Linked DNA regions of Homo sapiens: region 2 is linked to region 1. A link is a contact called in ENCODE Hi-C data. All regions are on one chromosome and are shown on one strand. The core of a region is the stretch at or near the end of the contact, and the rest is flanking DNA. Distances in the headings are between cores, read along the strand shown. Region 1 holds the start of RASSF3 (Ras association domain family member 3). Region 2 overlaps MON2 (MON2 regulator of endosome-to-Golgi trafficking).

What was found. Hi-C counts contacts between places; a loop is a spot of excess contacts on that map.
Region 2: a map with no recorded cell type shows a loop between it and region 1 (3-fold over the local background). The contact joins the enhancer-like site here to the promoter of RASSF3 in region 1. A Hi-C loop is called at or near these places in 2 of 37 single-sample maps with no recorded cell type.

Annotation. Positions count from the first base shown.
Region 1 is chr12:64,609,113-64,611,862 of GRCh38, forward strand. RASSF3 (Ras association domain family member 3) reads left to right here and starts at 1,383. Exons shown (of 5, transcript NM_178169.4): 1 at 1,383-1,631. The coding sequence starts at 1,521. RASSF3-DT (RASSF3 divergent transcript) reads right to left here and starts at 354. Exons shown (of 2, transcript NR_187549.1): 1 at 233-354. RefSeq lists an enhancer at 193-252 and silencers at 883-952, 1,113-1,632, 1,843-1,912.
Region 2 is chr12:62,517,847-62,520,596 of GRCh38, forward strand. The region is part of intron 8 of MON2 (MON2 regulator of endosome-to-Golgi trafficking); the gene reads left to right. Among named protein-coding and RNA genes, the nearest start is that of MON2-AS1, 34 kb to the left of the region's middle. Within about 2 kb of position 1,370, at least 2 of the 41 ENCODE cell types and tissues checked have a DNase peak (open chromatin) inside an H3K27ac peak, as active enhancers do.

The DNA of each region.
Region 1 (2,750 bases), core at 133-2,632:
TCAATTCTTCTCTCCTTCCCGTCATTTCGGGTCCAACTCTTCCTCCTGTAGTCCACAAAAGAGCACGGCTGACCGATACCAAGCAGAGAACCCAGTAGGGTATGTGACCACGTTCAGATCAACAGAACGCAAAGCAGAACGGTCCGAGTACTGCCTCCTACAGCCACTTTCCTTTCTTTAAGCCTCAGCTGCTGCTCTAGGTGTAAAACCGGCATAAAATAGCACTACGTACCTTGCAGAGTTGCTCGGAGGATTGAAGGAGATAATGTAAGAGAGTTTGGCTAGTTTGGCTATGATGGATGGACATTTTCTCTTTTCTAACGTCTCTCTTCCCCTCCTAATGAAACCTCTTCTGAAGCTCGCTAACTATAGCAGGGCTTGCAGCTTCAAAAAAACCTTTCAGTCAAGATCTTGAAATTAGTATTATTTAAATCAGTGCAGTAACACCAAGGTGTAAAAGACTGTTACCCACTGGTGGCTTTAAGAGGATTAGCTGACTGAAGAGTTTTAGAAAACATGGAAACTTTTTTTGTACGTGGATGGATGGAATTCCCTGATCTCCTTATCCCCACCACTTAAACCATGCCTTGTGGGTGACCGTGGAAGGCTGATTGTGGCGGGGACATTTACAAAGCACATTTAATTGATAAGCACTCGATTGTTCTGTAACTATAGAACTAGTTCACCTTTCAGTTGCACTGAGTGCGCCTAAGATAACGATCTTATTTGGAAGTGAGCCCTCGCTAGAAAGAAGGGGAAAAGGGTAAGACCGAAGCTCAAATGAATGACCAGAAAGGATGTTTTCATTCGAATAAACTCAACCCAGTTTTTGACCTCCCCACCCATCTCTGCCAACTTGAAATCCTCCTGGAGGGGCGAGCTGCTGGGGTTCAGGACTGGGCGTTGCGGCTGCAGGAAGCCGTGGGACCTGGGGGGTCCCTCGGCCGGGCAACCCCCACCCACCCCTACAGGACCCTGGTGCGGGGGCGAGCAGGGAGTGGACGCAGAGAAAGTTCCCCGCTCTGCTCCCGCCCTCTCCGAAACTCGAGCCAGCGAGGCTGGGGGCGGGCGGACGGCTCGCAGAGGAATTTGCAGTTTCCGGGAGGTTGAGGAAGCGACCCGAGCACAGCCCCAGCAGACGCAGCCCTAGCGCCCGGCTTTCCGGGTTCCGCGACGCTGTCGGGAGAAACCCGCGCGCCTGGAAGGGGCGGGCCGGGCTCCCCCCACCTGCGGGCGGGCGGGGAGGGTCGCGGCCGCGCGGGGTGGGGCTCGGCCGGTCGCCCGTCCGGGGCGGGGCCCAGGGAGGCGGGGTCGCGGGCGCACCGGGGCCGAGCCGCGCCTGGAGCCTGGCGGGGAGGCGGCAGGAGGGGCCGGGAGAGCCTGATTGAGCGGCGGCCGCAGCTGCATAAGGACTGCCCGGGGCTGCGCGCCGGGAACCTCGCGGGGCTGGCGGGCGCCGCACCCCCTCCCTGGCCGCCTGCGCCCCGGGGAGGCCGCCCGCGCGCGACGGGACCGGCAGCATGAGCAGCGGCTACAGCAGCCTGGAGGAGGACGCCGAGGACTTCTTCTTCACCGCCAGGACCTCCTTCTTCAGGAGAGCGCCCCAGGGCAAGCCCCGCTCCGGCCAACAAGTGAGTGGCGCGCGGCGGGCGCTGCAGCCCGCGCCCCAGAGTTCCGGGGAACCCGCCAGCCCGCGCCCCCTGCCTCCACGTGTCTCTGCGGGGCGCTCGGGGGATGCTCGCCGGGAAGGAGGAGCGGGCCGAGAAGTGGCTTCTGCCTTTTCGGGTCCCGGGAACGTGCCTGGAGCTTGTGCGTGTAGGCGAGGGAAGGCGGAGGAAGGGCGGGGAGGCTGAGGGCCGGCTTCTGCCTTCCGCGCCAGATGGCCTCTGCAGCTCCGCCTCGGGCTGCCGCCTGCGGGGAGCAGCCCCGGAGCCAGCAGGCGTCCCCGGGCCACTCCCCCAGGTTTCCCCTTCGCGTCCCCGCTGGGTCGACGGTCGGGTTCGCGCGCCTGTCCTTCCTGTTAGTCAGCTTACTCATCTGTGGCCCCCAGAGTGGCTTGGGTCAACGTGTAATAGCTAGGGGTGGCCGGGTGACCTGACCTCCCCTCTTCCTGGCCCGGGCGACCTGGTGGAGTGGGGGTCCAAGGGCACCGTGGGCCTCGCCACCATAGGCTCTCACTAAATCTCCGTTGCGGGACTCAGGGTTGTGCGTTTTCTGTAAAGCTAGGTTTTTTGGTGCCCAGATGTTTTGCAAACAAGCTCCTATGCTAAATACTAGCCAGCGACAGCTAACCTTTTCGCCGGTTTCTTCCTTTTTTGGAGGCAGCATGCCGTGGGAAGCACGAGTTGGGAAAAGATGGGAAGGGAACTTGTGCCAGTTTCGCCAGCTGTAGCCGTGTTTTTTGGGAGGCCTTCCCGAAACGGGGCACGTCGGCTGGACTGAGGAGCCCGGTGCTAGAGCCCGCGGCCTCCTGGCACTAGGAGCCGCACCAGGGGAGCCGGGCCAACCCGGCCACGCTCACATCAGATTACAGAAGATTGTAATGGCACAAATTTGTTGCTTTTAGAAAACAGGCGTTCGCCAAACATTTCTATTAATACCGGACTGAGACCTAGAGACTAGAAGCAAGAAGAATCGTTCAGGGGCCGGATGATAACTTCTTTTGGTGGATGTGGGAGGGTGCAATCTGTCAGGGTGGTCTTGCCAGACCTCTTAAGTTTAGCCACTTTCTGAAGTAAAATTCTTTCTAA
Region 2 (2,750 bases), core at 120-2,619, 2.1 Mb before region 1:
AATAACCTTTTCAGAGATACAGATATCTTAATTCCTCAGTAATTTCCATTTTGGATGAAATTGTTTTATTGATTTCATCTGTTCTGGACACTGTACAAAGTAATTGTCTTAGTTCGGGCTGTTATATAAAATATGCCAGAAACTGTGTAGCTTAAATCTCAAAGTTCTGGAGCCTCAGAAGTCTAAGATCAAGCTACTAGCATATCTGGTGTCTGGTAAGGGTGTACTTCCTGGTTTGCAGATGTCTGTCTTCTCATTTTATTCTTAAATGGTGGAGAGTAGAGACAGGAAGAAGCCTCTCAAGTATCTTCTTATAAGGGCACAATCCCATTCATGAGGGTTTCAGCCTTATAACCTAATTTCCTCCGAAAGACTCCACCTTCAAATATCATCCCACTGGGGAATAGGCTTCAACACATGAATTTTGGGGGTGTATAAACATTTAGACCATAGCATTGCTTTGCATACATTAATACATTTTAACTTTACTACAGCCCTATGAAGCAGACATTCATATTTGAGTTTTATAGCTGAGAAAATGAGGACCAGGATGCTTATATAGTTTGCCTGAGATGATGCAGTTTATAAGCTGCAACACTGGGGTGTTAACTAATTTTTTAGGCTCCATAACACACTTTTAACCCCACTACACTTTACTACTTCGCTGTTTTCTTAGTTCTCGCTCTCTTTTTTTTTCTTTCTCCAAGGCTGACAGTGCCAAGTTTCTTGTATTGCTTCTATAACATTCTCCATATTTTGACCTTTGTCCCTTTAATTGGTGGGGGTGTAGGGGGACAACGTGGGACAAATGACAGCACAGCCAGCAACAGAAAAAAATGGAAAGTTACTGCCTAAAGGAAGAGGAAGGCCTGTTTTCCTGCTTTACTTGTGAACTGTGGGTGATGATCAACTGGTAAAACATTGGTTCCTAATAAGGAACTCTAGGACTGAGTTGGCAAAGTTGAGATTTTCAGATATATATAAGAAAGTAATTCCTCAGTATTGTAATTGGCTACATTGGGACATCTTAGCTTAGAAAAAATTAGGCATTCTACAGTTTCTTCAAGGGCAAAAGTTAGATGCCTGGTAGTTGGGGGGCAAGCTATATATGGTTGATGTGTGATGCCTCTCTCTTATTTCTCTGTATTTTCTTTATTTAAACCTGGAAATGGTACATCTCCTAGAAGACATACTAGAGGAATAATTCTTATACTTTTTAGTCTCAAGACTGCTTTATACTCTTTTATTACTTTTTTTGCAACAGGAAGTGGTCATTTAATAAATAACCATGTGGAAGAGGGGGTGCTACCATTCAAAACACCCCGACGGGTCACAGAATGTTCCAGAGCAGAAAGGCACTGGGGACGCCCTGGCTGTCTGCCACCTCTAGCAGCACACCACCGTTCCAATCATTCAGCCCTTTGTGTCCCTACTAGTCCCTGAAATCGCCTCAGCTGAGTGATACTGGGGGTGGGTGGTGAGAGGGGAATGCTGGGAGGGAGTGACACTTGGGGATCCAAGACAGAGGTATCAGGACCCAAAATAAATAAATCATGTTGAATGCCCTATGAAAACAGTGACCCCTTTATATTCTTAAAAAATATTTAGGAGCTTTTGTGCATGTGAGTTATTTCTATCATTATTTACTTTATTAAGAATTAAAGCTGAAATGATACTAAACCTATTACATGTTAACATAAATTTTTATGAAAAATAATTATGTTTTAAAGAAAAAATTATTTTACGTTTTCCAAATGTAAATGTCTTGAATGTCTGGCTTAATAGGAGACAGCTGGATTCTCATATCTTTTGTCTTCATTCTGTTGTGATTTTTTTTGGGTTGACACATAACGATGAAAATCTGGCTTCATAAAGACATGTAGTTGAAAGGCAGAATTATATTAATGGCCTTTTTAGATAATAATGGTGGATATTCTTCTTTGATACTATACCAAACGGTACACTTTCTTTTTTTGTTTGTCTTCTTGAGACGGAGTCTCGCTCTGTCACCCTGGCTGGAGTGCCGTGGCGTGATCTCGGCTCACTGTAAACTCCGCCTCCTGGATTCATGCCATTCTCCTGCCTCAGCCTCTTGAGTAGCTGGGACTACTGGCGCCTGCCACCACGCCCGGCTAATTTTTTGTATTTTCAGTAGAGACGGGGTTTCACCCCGTTAGCCAGGATGGTCTCGATCTCCTGACCTCGTGATCTGCCCGCCTCTGCCTCCCAAAGTGTTGGAATTACTGCGTGAGCCACCACACCCTGCCGACACTTTCTTACAGGTCTAGGATCTGAAACGTTTTTATACTGTGTTACAGTAAAATTCATTTCATTGGTCTTACATTTCAAATGGATCTTTTAGTCATGCATGATTTTGTAACATCATGTATTTTAGTTGTGTAGATATTCCAAATGTTATCACTTCCTGCAAATATTACATTTGTTAATATCACCACCATATATCAGAAGAGTCTTAGGTTATAGGGTAGATACAAGTTTTTTTAAATTCTGATTTTTGTTTGAAAGCTCAAATTTTATTATTGGCAACAAACACTGTCAGTTGTTTACCCTAAAGTGACAGGCGTACTTTATTTTTGAGAAACTGTTTGTACAGTATATACAAATGTAAATAATCATGATTTACTGTTTGCTTTTTCAGTGAAAATGTTATTCCACAGGGTAAAAAGACTAGCTCAGTTCACAGCTATGCTTTTCTTCCAACAATGATGGTACTTTGATACACAGTAAAA